2 separate regions of the Mus musculus genome follow, and region 2 is linked to region 1. A link is a loop called in an ENCODE intact Hi-C map of the cell type or tissue named here. Cell type or tissue: left cerebral cortex. All regions are shown on one strand.

What was found. Peaks named below come from ENCODE experiments on the same cell type or tissue, not always from the same donor. Only the 100,000 strongest peaks of a DNase experiment are listed, where the experiment ranks them.
Region 2: a loop joins it to region 1, with 2.0 times the contacts of the local background. A loop is called at or near these places in 2 of 42 quality-filtered maps.

Annotation. Positions count from the first base shown.
Region 1 is chr16:90,375,831-90,383,830 of GRCm38, reverse strand. No RefSeq gene overlaps it. Among named protein-coding and RNA genes, the nearest start is that of Hunk, 6.6 kb to the left of the region's middle. In left cerebral cortex, CTCF peaks have their summits at 2,015 (motif pointing left) and 3,751 (motif pointing left); DNase peaks (open chromatin) are centred at 2,007 and 3,737.
Region 2 is chr16:90,325,218-90,333,217 of GRCm38, reverse strand. No RefSeq gene overlaps it. Among named protein-coding and RNA genes, the nearest start is that of Scaf4, 45 kb to the right of the region's middle. In left cerebral cortex, no CTCF peak of the experiment used is centred here; DNase peaks (open chromatin) are centred at 3,171, 3,525, 4,628 and 4,957.

The sequences.
Region 1 (8,000 bases):
AAAGGCACCTGCACTCAGATGCACATCACATCACATCAGAGAGAGAGAGAGAGAGAGAGAGAGAGAGAGAGAGAGAGAGAGAGTTTCCAACTGCTGCTTCTGGGTGGTTTTCACCCAACATATGTGTTCCATTAGAAGAAGTCCTTCCCAACCAACGAGCTGCCATAGATGATGGACCCTCGGTTCTTCTCAGGGCATTCCACTCAGCTTCGCATCTGCCTTCTATCCTCCATGTTGCTTACTGGCTGTCTTTCTTTTTAGACTCAGTGGACAGGGGCTGTGCCTGTTTGGTTTGCATTTTGCCCTTTCGGTACCCAGCATAGTGTCTGAGCTGCAGACCTGTCTAAAGAGTATTTGTTGACTGAGTGCAAAAAGGCAATCAGTTCCAGAGTGTCCAGTGACAGTTTCTTGCTTGAGGACAGCAAGACCCCCATCTGCCCTCAGTTTGATGTTACAAATGACTTTCTAAAGGTACTGCTACAGTGTTGCCTTTGGGGACTCAGCCGATTTAATCATTTATCAAAGAGAGGCCATTCTCAAACCTGGTGGAGTTAACCCTTTCAAAATATCATCATTCATTACCAGAGGCCAGGTAACCCCGGGGAAGCTGGCTCAGTTGACTTGTGCCAGCCGCTTCCTTCTTGCTCTTCCTTCTCTCCTGTTCCTCCTTCCATATGGCTGAGACACTGTTGGTGTGCTCCCACGGTATGCCCAGCTACAAGACCCAGCTGGAAGCAGTCAAAGACAATTAGAAATAATCAGCCTGGCACTGCCAAGAGATGAGAGTTGGCTAGAACGGGTTAGGCTGGCAGGAGTGGCACGGTAGCCTGAGAAGAGAGAGCAGAGCAAAGGCAGAAGGCAGGAGGAATGATGCCTGAGAGACGACCTGAGAAATCTATGTTTGTTCTCCACAAGCAAAACAACCCAACCGGCGAATAGCAGACTCTGGATTTGAAACGTGTCCCCAGAGTTCATGGCCACTGTGATTCCTGTCACACAGCCAGCTGTGGACTGTGCTCAGTGCAAAGGCTTAGGAATAGGGGTTCCTCAGTCATAATGGCAGATGCATGGGCAGCCTGGCTTCACCAATACTGCAACAACAATGACTGCCCAATAGGGAACGGTGTCATCGCACCTCTGTGCCTCAGTTTTCTTACCACTCAAAGTAGCGCTTAGCTTAGTCCCTGATATATTATAAACTTGTCTATTTTTGCTTGCACTTTCGTTGGTCTTAGTGACTTTTCTATTGCTGTGAGGAGACACCATGACTAAGGCACCTTATAAAAGAAAGCATTTAGTTTGGGGTCTGTGGTTCCTGCGGATAGTGGGATCTAAGACCGGGCTGATAGGAGGCATGGCAGCAAGCAGTCGGGCTTGGCTTTGTAGCAGTAGCTAAGAGCTTAAGTGTGAGATAAGAACCTCAAGGCAGAGAGAAGCAAACTAGGAATGGCATGGGCTTTTAAAATCTCAGCGACACTCCTCCTCCAACAAGGCCACACCTCCTAGTCCTCCCCAAACAGCTCCACCCACTGCAGAACAAACATTCAGATAAATGAGCCAATGGGAGCCAGTCTCAGAGAAGTTAACCCAAAATGTCCCAAAGCCCACACGTGCCTCTCTTAGATATCATGAGTCTCAGGTCTGACCGCTAGATTGGACCTCTTCCTCGTTCCAAGTCTCATGGGCTGACTTCATTTCAGCAAGCCATCTGATGAGACCTCAGACCTCATCTGGGGCTACCACCCACACCTCTCCGTTCTCTTTTCTTGGGCTTCACTCAAGTTCACCCAAATATCAAGCAGTCATCCTTTGCTTCTTCACCTCCTTAATCCTTGTCTCTATCTCTTCTATCAGACAAACCACGCCCATCTGTGGCCACCTGCGGCTCTCCTGTCACCTTATTCCAACCACCATCATCTCACCTAACTGGAGTCCCTTGCTTTTATGCCAAGCCAAAACCACCTCGCTCTCCAATCTGTAACTCCAGTTTCAGGGTATCTGATGCCCCCTTCTGGCCTCCTTGAGCACTGCACACATGTGATCCACACACAAACAGGCACACATACAGATGTGTCCCCACACCTGTGTTCCTGGCTCATTGCAGGTGCTCAGCCTAGGACATCATCTTAACTCTTATCTGTGGGGGGAGGTGAGGGTGGTTCTGGGCTCTAGGGTGTGTGACAACTTCAATGTGATGGGAGGTGGGCGGTGACACCGTGCCAACCCCCCACAACTGCCTCCCAGCGTCCTCCACAATGACATTCTGAGTGAAACGATACATTCTTTCACACAAGATGCCGGTTGCCCCTCTAGGAACGTACTCTCAACACAGTTGTGCCTGCCGAGGTCCACAGGAGCCAAGGGATGTACTGTTGCGAGAACAATTATCCTCCACCTCCACCATCAGGGAACACAGGATTTTCAGATGATTCTGAGTCCCAGATGGAGGAGAAATGACATTTGAAACATTCCACAGGGAAGACGCCGTCCTGCACAGTCCCCTTGCACATGTTTGTCTGGTGGAAGTGGTGTCCCATCTCACATCAAAACCGATGTCACCCCTGTGGCTTTACAAGGACCTAAGATCTCCACCTCACCACCAGGTACCACACTCTTCCCATACCTCACATAACCTCTTTAACCCCCTACAGGCACAGAAGCCCCCTGCCAAGTGGTCTCCCTGAATTTCCTGTTCCTTAGAATATCTATACACACACACACACACAGAGAGAGAGAGAGAGAGAGAGAGAGAGAGAGAGAGAGAGAGAGAACTCTACCCCCCACAGAGCTGACTCTCATCATCTTGTCTTGATTCAAATGTCACTAACTTGTGCCTTTTCTGTGACTTTTTCCATAGTATAAACGGATCCACCTCCCTGTGACTCACCTCCTTAATCTTCCCTCCTCTTCTTCTTCTTCTTCTTCTTCTTTTTCTTCTTCTTCTTCTTCTTCTTCTTCTTCTTCTTCTTCTTCTTCTCCTCCTCCTCCTCCTCCTCCTCCTCCTCCTTCTCCTCCTCCTCCTCCTCCTTCTCCTCTTTCTCCCCCTTCTTCTTTTTGTAGTATTTATTGCTGACCAAGAAATTACATGGTTTCCTTGTTATTTTGCTTATTGTTTGTATTTCTTCCAGGAACTACAGCCCCAGGAGAGTTGGGATTTTAGTTAGGGGAGCTGTGCATAGAGGCTGACTCCTGGAAGGAAAGCAATACAAATTTGTGGTGGTTGGATGATTTTATTGTATTTTTTTTTCAAGACAGGGTCTCCTGACTCTGCATCCTTGGCTGTCCTAGAATACACTCTGTACACCAGGCTGACCTCAAAGGTTGGATGAACTTTTAACTCACCATAATAAACAAAAGGAGAAAAAGAGAAACTGCAGGAAAATTGTGTCCTGCTGAATATTATACGCACCCCAAAGGCACATTGGAATAAAGTAAGTATTTTTGCTACAGAGATAAACCTCCATGATAAGCTGCATGTGTGGGTTATGGAAAAGGTTACCATCAATACTAAGCTTATTGACCATGCCTAGCTGAACGCTGCCACTGTCCATTTCTGGACGTAACCTGCAGTAGCAAGGGAGTTACAGAGTGAGCACGCGATGAGCAACCCTGTGTGGTTGCGAATGGAGACACAGAGATGTTAAGAGAAAAGACACCTTAGCATTGGCCTGAGCCCAAACTGATGGCGGAGGGCTGCCTAGAGCAGGTAGGTGGACTGACGCGGACCAGAAGAGGTGGGCGCCCCCTGCTGGCGGACTCTTTTCCCTGCACGTCCTAACAAGGGACCACAAAGTGATTTCTCACCTCTGAGAGTCAGCTTTCTTCATCTGGAAAAAGAAGAATTTTTTTTTTTTGCTTGTTTTGTTGTTATTAGCACAACTATATTACATCATAGTAATTAAAGATGTAATTCATAAAACAACAAATTACAATCAAGAGTGAATGCTTTTAAAGACATGGCTGTCTAACTCCTCTTCAATGGAAGCGTCCCGGAAGCATCCTGAAGTAGACAACTTCATGCCTTGTGCTCACTGCTGCAGCCCACCCACAAGCCTATGTTCCTGCCTTTGTGACCCTGAACTTCTGGTGTGTCTCTTTTGAGGCCTTTATTACTGCCAATGAACCGCTATGTAGAAAGATTGAAGATGATAGATAAATCACTAGACAGGTCAATTAACAAAAATTATGTGAAAATAGTAGGCAGATGATCGAAAGATAAATTAATAGATGGCAGATAAACAGACGCATTGATAATAATAATGAGGATGACACATGATATTTAGATAAAACTTAACTGGACAATATATAGCTACAGAAAGAGGCAGAGAGCTGAAGTGGGTGTGAAGCACACACCTGTAATTCAAGTTAAGGCTAGGAGTTCAAGACCAACCTAGGTTTCTTAGTGGTTACCAGACCAACCTGAGCTACCTGTGTGAAACTATGTCTCAAAAAAAAAAGATAGATAAGAGATAGTTAAAGGATGACTAATAGATGGCAGGCAAATAGATATGAGTAGATCAATAAACTCTAGATAGATAGATGATGGATAACAGTTTAAAAAAATGGCACCTAGATAGATGCTTAGTAGAAAAATTAAGCAACAGGTAGCCATATGATAGATTGATTCATCAGCAAAGGGCAAGGTGAGGAGAAGGATTCTGTCTACAGGAGAGAGATGAGACATCCTGGGAGGTTCCTTAGCTGCCCTCGGGGCTTCCCCCAGATGCAGCCACAATGCAGTCCCTGTCTTCTTGTGACTCGTACCTTTGCACAGCCTGTGTTTTCCTTCTGTCAGAGGGTCATCGGTAGTCCCTCCTACCCACAGCCACCGATGTGAGCTAAGGTGTGACCTGATGCAGTCATAGTGGAATTAAGACGTCCTGGATGTCTTACGCAGCTGCCTCAGCCCCTGAGGCAATAAGGAACCATGGGACTGGGGATCCACTCTACTTCTGTCTGCCTTCCTGTGTGACAATGAACTAGCTCAGTGCTGACTTTCTAGACCTGCAGCGGGAGACATCACTGCAGCATTGGGCTGCTTGATACTTGCGGGACCTAGTCTTGTTTGTCAACTTGAATACATCTACAAGTAGCTAAAAGTCAAGAGGAGGCTATGGACACCTGTGAGAGATTTTTGTAATTAAATTAATTGATGTGTGAGAACCCACTTTTAATCTGGATCTTCTTCTTCTTCTTCTTCTTCTTCTTCTTCTTCTTCTTCTTCTTCTTCTTCTTCTTCTTCTTCTTCTTTTCCTTCTTCTTCTTCTCCTTCTTCTTCTTCTTCTCCTTCTTCTTCTCCTGCTCCTCCTCCTCCTCCCCTCCTCCTCCTTCCTCTTCTTCTCCTTCTCCTCCTCCTCCTTCCTCTTCTTCTCCTCCTCCTCCTCCTCCCCACCTCCTCCCCTCCTCCTCCCCCTGCTCCTCCCCTCCTCCTCCTCCTTCTTCTTTTTAAGATTTATTTACTTATTTTATGTATGTGAGTACACTGTCACTCTCTTCAAACACACCAGAAGAGGGCATCAGATTCCAGTACAGGCGGTTGTAAGCCACTAAGAGGTTGCTGGGAATTGAACTCAAGACCTCTAGAAAAGCAGTCAGTGCTCTTCACTGCTGAGCCATCTCTTCAGCTCCTAATCTGGATCTTCTAAAGTGGGAAGATCTGGGCCACACCTTCTGCTGGGAGCCTCAATAAAGGACATGGAAGAAGAATGAGCTCTCTCTCTCTCTCTCTCTCTCTCTCTCTCTCTCTCTCTCTCTCTCTCTCTCCCTGCTTGCTCTTGCTGGCAAGTGCATTCCTTCACTGGCATCAGAGACTACTTCTGCAGGATCCAGCACAGACCAGCTGAGCCATAACAACTCTTGGATTCTTGGACTTTCCATTGGAAGACAGCCATGATTAGACTGGCTGACCACAACCTGTAAGGCATCCTAATAAATCCTCTCTGTGCTCATTATATTCATTCTATCAGTTCTGTTCCTCTAGAAAATACTAATGCAGTACTTATGTGTGTGGTGGGACCTTGAGCTAACAGAGGCCAGATGAAGTGCTGAACCACCAGCCAGGCAGGTGCAGTTATTGTGAAGTCAGAGGAAGCTGGGGGGCACCCTCATAAAGGACTATGTCGATAAAGAATATGACATCCCTAGGGGTGAGACAGATGTCAAGCAAACAAGGATATTACTTCATTTTATACACTTTGAGGAAGCCAAGGGTAGATGACCAGGAGATCAAGAACGACTTCCCCATCAACAAATCCTGACCAGCTGCTCAGTTTCCAATCAGGAGGCCCTCTGGTGCCTCGAGTGGAACATAAGCCATGGCTGCTAAAGTTTGAGTGTTTGTGTCTCTTCCAAAATGCACCTCAAATCCAACGTACAGCAATTAAGACGTGTATTGGGCTCTGCCCCTATGGGTAGATCACTTATAAAAAGAGTGTAACTCACAGAAATTGTTAAAAAGATTTCAAGAGAAAGGCATGACAGAGAGGCTGCAGAGATGGGTCGGTGGTTAAGAGCACACACTCACCTTGTAGAGGACCCAAGCTGGATTCCTAGCACCATGGGAGTGCTCTCCAGGGGGATTCAATGCCCTCTTCCGGACTCGGCGGGCATCCTGCGTTCATGTGAACACACACATATACACATAGTTAAAAATATATAAAAATAAATAAATAGATAGATTTCGATTTTACTTTAAAAAAAAAAAAAAAGAAAGAAAACAGGCAGAGCACTAGGCTTACAACAGCATTGATGAGTCCCCCAAGGACATGGACATGAACAGGAAACAAAGTTCAAACCATACACCCCCAATTTGAAAAGGATATCAGTCGGTAATTGTGCATCGAAGATTAGGCAAACAGATACAAAACTGTGTCGTTGAAGCTGAGTCCAGATTTGCATGGAAGAACTCAATGAGATCTGCCCTAATTCAACTCAAAATGACTGCTTTTGGTGAAGCAGTATTCGATGCAATAGAAAATGCGTACAACATGAAGCTCTGTTGACCAATGGTGGGTTGACCTGCAAAGTAACGCTGAAGAGTAGGAGGAAGAGTCGGAGGAACAAAGCCCAGCGCCCAGGTAAAGCGCACCACGTGATCGAACTGGGAGGAGCCATTTTGATCCAACCTGAGGGGAAAACGCAGGAGGGGAAGGCCGTGCCTTTTGGGAAAGGAGTCCGTGGAAGACTCCTATTTCCACTGTCCTTCCGTTGTGCTGACTTTCCAGACTTCCAGGAATTATAGCTAGGGATTCAGATATTCTAAAGCTTTTTTTTTCTCAATGTCTATAAATTTGAAGTGGGACCCGTCAACACTAATGTGGACCTCTTGAAAATACCTGGCCCGCTCTGGGATACTCTTTCCTGGCATCGTAAGTCACGAATACAACCCATCACTGACAGGACTCAGATTCTCTCCAGGGACACTGTGAGCAAAAGATAAGAGAAAATAGCATGTATACTTCCAAGTATCCCCTGCTGCCCTGGAAGGCTGGCTAACCCCAGCCAGCCAGGACCTCATGTTTGAAGTGTGTGGTCCTTGGATCCAAAGTCATGCCTTTGGAGTCTGAGCTGGTGACTGCAGAACCCATGTATCACAAAAATATGTTTGGTCTGAAGAAAAAAAAAGCCATTCTCTATTCAGTGAACTTATATAAACTAATTTCACATTTGAAATTGTTTATGTTTATTTGGGAAGAATGAAAGGATCTTAAATCTCTTGTAATATAACTTACTACTTTTATTTTATGTGCATTGGTGTTTTGACTGCATGGATGTCTTTGCAAGGGGGTCAGATCCCCTAGAACAGGAGTTAAAGCTGCCATGGGGGGCTGGGAATTGAACCACCCAGTGCTTTCAACCTCTGAGTCATCTCTCCAGCCTCCAGATCTTAAATCTTAAATCACTTATTATTTCATATTTTCAAACTTATCTTACAGGTTCTTGCTTGTATTTCTTCTTCTTCTTCTTCTTCTTCTTCTTCTTCTTCTTCTTCTTCTTCTTCT
Region 2 (8,000 bases), 51 kb after region 1:
TCCGTTACTTGGACCACTCTGTATTTATTTTGCTATGGCTCGTTTCCCTTGCGTGACAGTTTATTTGAGTTGTAATTTACAAACTAAACAAGTCTCCCACTTTAGTTACACGTGTAGACAGCCATACATAAATGAGAGGATTTTGCTAGATGGCTCTTAGTGCAATTTGTACTGCAATAACAGAACCCTGGAGTCTGGATAATGTGCAGCAAATGCAAATGTAATTAGTGCATTTCTGGAGTCTACAAGGTCCAGGATGGAAGGACTTGTATTCGATGCCATCATGAGAAGGGGAAGACATCACACAGAGGAGGGGAAAGGAACAACAGAGACATCAAGCTTAATCGGCAGACTCCAGCATTCTGTAACAGGCAGTGGTCTGTTCACGAGGGTCACGTCCTTGTCACTGACACCTCCTGTAAGTCTTCCCTTCCCAGTACTGTCACATCAGAGGATATGGTTCCCACACATCCTTTTGTGATGCATTCGGGGCACAGTGGGATCTATTCAGAAGAGCAATGTTCTGCTTCTCCTGAGACAGAGCCTGTTCCTGGGGCCTGGGTCTTGTTTGCTGCTGGGTGCAATCTGTTAGGTGCCATATATTCCCATCCGTAGCATCCAGCCCACAGAGTCCCCATCTCCATGTTCAATCCCAAGCCTCTCTTTTTGACCAGCCTAGGCCTCTTTAGGACTGTCACATTCTACATAGGGGGGGCATAGACATCCGTGTGGAAGGTTAATGGATACATCACAATAATGGTAGCATCTGCCTGCTATGGCTACTGTCACAATGTATCAGAGCAGGTGGCTTAACAGAAATTTATTTCAGTCCTGAATGCTGCAACCCTGGGACCCAAAGGTGTGAGCAGGCCAGATTCATGTCGAAGCTTTCATAAGGTCAGGGGGTGGGATCCTCAATTCTTATAAGAGGAGGAAGGAACCGTAGTTCTCTCTCTGGTGTGAAGGCACGGCGATAAGATTCCAGGAAGCCAGGAGAGACCCTTGGGAACCAAATCAGCAGGCTTCTTGACTTTCCTTCAAGCTGGAGAATTGTCCCTTACATAGTCTCTATCTGACCCACTCTGAAGCAGACCCTCTACCTTACCGTCAATGCCACTGGGCCACCCTGGATCCTCCCCAATGCATGGCATCTCTGCACTGTTGTCTCTAGGCAGCTCCTCTTCGCAGGACTTCTAACTTGACTTTGAAGACTGCTCACAGAATAAGTGTTTCACTGCCTGAGAAACACCCTATCCCAGTGTTCTCTCAGGGACACCATTGTGTAAACCACCTTTCCCAATCTTCCCCTTCATCCCGAGTCCTGGTCAGCTTATTCCATCCCAAAGAGATGGAGCCTCCGCTGGAGGCTTGAGAACAGCGCTCGCTGCCCTCCTCTGTGCAAATGCAGAGCTCGTTCTTTGGATTATTTTCTGGTTGTGTATTTACCATTCCCACAAGCTTTCTTCTAAAATGTTGATAATATGTTGTTTTCAAGTAGGCGCCACTCTAATGGCTTATATTAGTTTAAACACACGTTAAAATGAAATAGAAATGTGATCCACCTGTGACTCTGGTGTCTCATTTTAAGATTTAGCTGTTGCCCTCCTCTGAACCAGGTAACCCTATTGTGTCAATAAAGAGAATGCAAAGCAACCGGAATTTTCTCACCTGGGTAGCTGACGTTTCTACAAGCTTTGCCCAGCCCTCCCTCCCACTCGACCTGCAAAGGAGTCTGAGAGTCGCAGAAACCAGAGGGCACAGAGCTGAGTGCTTACTTCCTTGGTATTAAGGAGCTTAGAGACAGGGAAGGAGTGGACCTGGGTGACATTGCAACCAGGAACTGGAGGAGAAAGCAGACAGTACCTATGTGTCACATAATTGTACTGCCCTGTACCGCAACTGCAGGCTGCATGGAGCCATCTAAATTTTTAATTTGTATAAAACTTAAACTGTGGTTTCTTGTTGGCACTAGTCATATCTGAAGCACACAAGGATGCCTGTGGCTTCTGTAGACAGTGGAAACAGAGAACAGTTCCATGATGACAGAAACGTCTACCGGGCAGGTCCAACCCATAACTGACTAATGCCTACCATGACTATCGAGATGTATTCTGATCTTCGAACGAGTGTTAGGGAAATACAGACTGCTGAGTGTGTGAGAGGAAAACAACATTTTAAGATATCATTAGGAGGTTTTCCATCCACTCAAATGAAAGAAGACCATGAAGGACAGAGAGAAGAAAGCAAAAATAACCAGATAGCTCTGTCGACACTAAGGAGGCTCCCTCCAACCAAGAGGACTCGCTACTTCTAAAGCAAAAGAAAACCAATGGCCAGAGGCCAATTGTCTCAAGTCTGCTGGGAGGGAGCTCAGCTTCAGAGGTTTCTTTCATGGTTCATCCAGCGTTTGGCTCCAGTGATTTCAGGCCATGGTAGAGCGAACATGCCCACCTTGCAGTGCCTATAAAGCAAAGGGAGAGATGAGAAGGCACCAGACGCAATCATACTCTTCAGCCACATGTTGCTGTGACCTAGCTCCTCTAGACAGACCCTGCCTCCCAGTCTCTACCACTTCCTAACAAATTCATCAGCAGATTGATCATTTGCTAACTAGGTCACATCCCTCAGAGTCCAGTGACTTCACAAAGGCCCATCACCTGCCAAATAAGCCTTAGTACAGGAGCCTAACAGGAATAGCTCATATTGAAGGTGACTGGGGACACTCTCCATAGCTAAAGGACACAGTGCATGTGCCTAGAGGTGTCAGGAGAGAGGCCCCAAGCTGTCTTTCTGAAGACTGTATAGTGTTCTGGTTTTGCCAGGTGTCATTCTCTAGCTTCTATATACCCACAAGTACACCACTCATATGCACGCATGCATGCATACATGTGGGCACACACACACACAAAGATAAATGGTACTTGATATCTTGTGACCACCTATCACCTGATCTATGGTGTTACATATATGTATATTTTAAAAAAGGACACATGAGCAATGTATGTAAAAGGTATCTATGACTATTTCACAGAGAGAAGATGCAACAACCTTTCAACAAGACTGTGGCTTGTGTGTTTGGAAGATGGTCCTGCAGCCCTGGGGTTGGTTTGGAACCAAGTCACACACATGATGGGCACTGTGGTTCCTTTGGCTCTAGCGAGACGCTTGTGCTGAAATCTGCAGGAACTGCTATTTCAAAGAAGTCTGAAGAAGCAAGGGCTGGTAGAAGTACAGAAATAGGGTTTAACACGTTCAAGGTGTCGCTAAGTGGCTAATAATATCTGAGGGGGGGCCGGGAGGGGGGCATGCTGCCTGCTCCTGAGGCTTCTGCAAACAGCAGCTAATTAACCTGTATTCTGAGGTGGGTGTGAGTCGAAATTGTTACCGCTTCAGCTTGCAGCTGAACCACTTAGCTCCATCACACTTCCTGTAGCAACACGCCAAGTGATGGCTAAGAACACGCCACGTTTAAAATACCTGGATTTAAGCAAACAGTGCCAGGAATTCTGGGGCGGCTCATGCGTCTGAATTAGAATTCTCTCTGCTCCCTAACTCTGGGTGGCTATCCATTCTTCCAGGCTGAACGCCCACTCAGACATCCTCCTCCACAAAGCTCTCCTCTTCTGTGCTTGCTCCTAAGTTGATTATTCTCTATGGTGACCAACTTTCCCAGTTTGTCCAGGACCATCTCAGATTTAATTTTCTAAGTCCTGTGTCCAGTCCACCCAGACTCCTGGGCCAACCTGAGACTCTCACCATCTTTAAGAATCTGTAGGGACTGCTACACAACTATAATAATCCCGTATCGCTGTATAGTTGTGCATGTAACTCAGTCACAGGCTGATTTTATCTGAAGGTAATAAAGGGTTTAAGATTACCACCTTTTAATTTCCTTGGGACGCCTAATTTGGGTACAAAAATCACACACTGAGGGCTGGCAAGATGGCTTAGTTGGTAAAGAGCCAGCTGTGTGAGCATGAGGCCTGAGGTTGATCCTCTAGAGCCCAGGTTTTAAAAAAAAAAAAAAGAAGACAAGAGCCTCCGCACTTGCCCAGCTAAGTCAATGATCTCCAGGTTCAGTGAGATATTCTGTGTCAGAAGTGTCAGGTGAAGAGCAACTGAGAAAGATATCCAGCATTGATGGCTGGCTTCGACACGCATGTGCACAAACATGTACACACATACAACCACATGTTCAGTTTTTCCTTCGATACCAGGTCTCTCCTTTGACACAGTTCACACTGAGATGGCTGAGAGGCTTGGCCTTGTAAACATAGGCTGGGTCTCCCCAGTGACTGCTGTGTAGGCCTCTGGTCTTCAAAGTCTCAAGAAAGACCCAGAGGATGGCAGAAAGAGAGAGAGAGACAGAGAGAGACAGAGAGATAGACACAGACAGACAGACAGACAGACACAGAGACATAGCGACACAGAGCGACCCAGAGGTTTTTCCGAGTGGTAAAAGCCAATGGCAGCCACACTTCTGGAGTAGGTCCCCACAAAGCTTGTCTAACTGCAGATGCCCAGAGGCCACATCCAGAATCCCCAATTCAAAACTGCTGTTCCCTAGCAATTCTGATTGAAGAGGTCTTCAAACGCCAGGAGAGGAAATCACCTGACCCAGTTGGAACTAGGAGTCCTTGCACAGTAAAAAAAAAAAAAAAAACTCATTTTGAAAAAGGAAAAGAATAAACAAATATTTACCTTAAACGCTTTGTGCGGACATAAGGCCTTCTTTTGGGTCTGTTGATTGAATGTCATTGAGGTTTTGAATTTTTTTTTTATAAACTGTTTTTGTGCTTTTCTAGTTTTGATTTTCCTAAAATAGAAGAAGAATTTAAGGACACTTGTGGAGTATTCTGAGAGTGGAATCCTTCCAGAATGTTGAAGTATTTCTTCCAATCTTCTTACAGTTGTCTCAAACACACCAAATTAAGCAACAGTTTGAGCAATTTACATATGTTGGGTCTTACCCAAGCATTCAACTGAGCTCTCTAAAAGGTAGTTTGTATCTTCTGGAATAAAGTATAGATGATATGGAGAGAAGGTGTCTTTGTTCTTCATTCACTGACTTATTCTGGACAGGAAGACCACGCCTGGCATCTGTACACATTCCATTTGTTGAATAAAATGGATCATGTAACACTTATATGATTTAATTAGCTGCTGTTATGAGTACCGGTGGCAGAAAGAGGCTCAGAGCTGCTGGACAGTGTTGGCACACGCCTTTAATCCCAGCACTGAGGTGTCAGAGGCACGCAGATCTCTGTGAGTTCAAGATGAGCCTGGTCTACAGTAAGTTCCAGTACAGCCAAGGCTACACAGAGGAGCCCTGTCTCAATAAATAAATATATATACATACATACATACATACATACATACATACATACATACATACAAAATAATAAAACAAACACTCAAAAGAGGCTCAAGAGCTCACACAACTGACCCTCAATAAACACAACATGCAGATCACACATGGATATGTGACTATATGAGCATACTAGACAGAACCAGCCCCCCACCCCCCAGCTACGAGCATCCCGCTCTCTGGATTCAGTTCAACGTGTGTTTGGAGGGTCTAGTGAGTATATACTAACCTGGGCAGCAATTAGATAGAATTTTGTTATCTTTCTCTCTTCTGATGACAGAGCTCAGGTGGAGCTGGGGAGATGGCTGGGTAGTCAGGAGAGCCAGCTGCTCTTCCAGAGAACCCAGGTTCAGTTCTGAACACCCACATCAGGCAGCTCTCAACTGCCTGTAACTCCAGTTCCAGGAAATCCAACACCCTCCTCTGGCCTCTGTAGACATCTACACACACACACACACACACACACACACACGGTAGACACTCGTACAGACACTCACATATATACATAAATAAAGAAACAATCATCTGTCAATGAACGACTGAGGTCAGGGCCGTGCGAGGAGCAGGAAGTTTTTCTTCCATTGCTGTTTCTAGTGGAGCCCCTGTGTTGGATTCCAGAGATAGGAAAAAGAGTTTCTACAAACTCCACATTATCACTCTGTCTTCTTACATTGATGTTCTTTAAAGTTTTCACTTGAAGCCTTTCAGTCTGCTCTAATAGCTAGATGCGGGGGGGCTACTGTCATCTCCCAAAGGAGATATATGTTCTTTCTCCATCTTGATAGGAGAAAAAGTCTCCCATCCTTAATGTTATTTACTTGTATGCCAAGAACTCGTGTGGATAAAATTATTATGACCCATACCTGAAACAACATCAGTGAGCCAGCCTGTTCTGCAGACCACAGCCTAACATCAACCTCTCCTTGTGAGACCTCTCCTTGTCTTCAGTGTTTTACTCCATAGAGTCCTTGGGGGAGATGAGCAGATAGAATCCATCCTTTCCCAATGGTCGGGATGCAGCTCTCTGGGAGAGTGCTTGCCTAGCATATGTGGGTCTTGTTGGATGCTGTTCCAAGTATTAAGACTAATGTTTGTATCCATAACTTGGAGCTGTTTTAGCCTCACTCACCGAGATTTCTCTTCACGGGGGTGGGGTGGGGGTGTAATTATTACAGAGACTCACCTCTGATCAAAGCGCTGAGAAAAGCTGACCTTGACCACCAAGCGGCTCACCCTAAGACAAACATCAGTATCACCTGATCAACCTCCAAGACTCTAGGGAACAAACAACTTAAGAGCCAGAAGACAGCGAAGAATGCGTGAAATGCTGTCATCTGGACGTGATATGGCCACAGTAGGTAGGAATTCACAGTGGTGATCTGCTGCAGTGGAGTAGCCGCTGTTAAACCGCCACATGCCAGTAAATAACTCCCCACCTCTCCATGCTCATAAAAGCAATTTTAATTGAATTCATTGTGTCACCAAAATAAAAAGTCATCAAGGGGGCTGGTGAGATGGCTCAGCAGCTAAGAGCACTGACTGCTCTTCCAAAGGTCCTGAGTTCAAATCCCAGCAACCATATGGTGGCTTACAACCACCTGTAATGAGATCTGACTCCCTCTTCTGGTGTGTCTGAAGTCAGCTACAGTGTACTTACATATAATCAAAATAATAATAATAATAATTAATAAATAAATAAAGTCATGAAGGTAGGAGGGTGACTTGTGGGTAAGAAGGGACTCAGTGGAGAGAGCAAAATAAATACACGATATATAGCTCACACATACATATTATACATTTACATATATGCATATACAATACACACACATTTACACACATGTGCACACAAGCGTGCACATGACATTGTCAAAGAGTTGCTTCATGGAGTATTAAGGTTACTGTTTGTCTCTGTTGTAAACACCATTTAATGTTTATTTTCCCTTCAAATAAGTCCAGCTGTAAGGGGATGGCTGGTTTTCAGATTTTGATTTTTCTGTGCTGTTTATGTTGTTTTGATGTAGGGTATTGCTATCTAGTGTAGACTGGCCTGGAAATCTCTATGGAACCCAGGCTGGTCTCAAACTTATGATCTTCCTCCTCCTCTACCATCCCAGTGCTGAGACAAAAGCAACTTAAAGAAAGGAAGGTTGGCTTTGGCTCACAGTTTGAGGTACAGTCCCTTGTGGCAGGGAGGGGCTGGCAGCAAGAGCCAAAGAAACATCGAGGACAAGGAAGAGGACCAGAGGCAGCTGCACTACGAGGAAATGGAGAGGGATGGAAGCTGGAAGAGATGCCTTCCCCTTTCCTCCCTTGCATTTGGTCCAGGACCACACGAGAAGCAGACTAAAGAGCTCCAGAGAGCACTCGGGACAGATCATCAGGGAAGGAAGGCGGCATAGAAAGAACAGTGGCAGAGACTCCAGAGGACGAAAAGCTGTAAGATCAGAAAGTGGAGAGTGTGTGTATAAAGACTGCAAGACCAGCCACTGCAAGAGATCAACAGCACTGCTGGAGGCTATAAAGACCTAAGGGACTTAAAACTGGAGAGATGGCTCAGCGGTTAAGAGCACTGACTGCTCTTCTGAAGGTCCTGAGTTCAATTCCCAGCAACCACATGGTGGTTCACAACCAT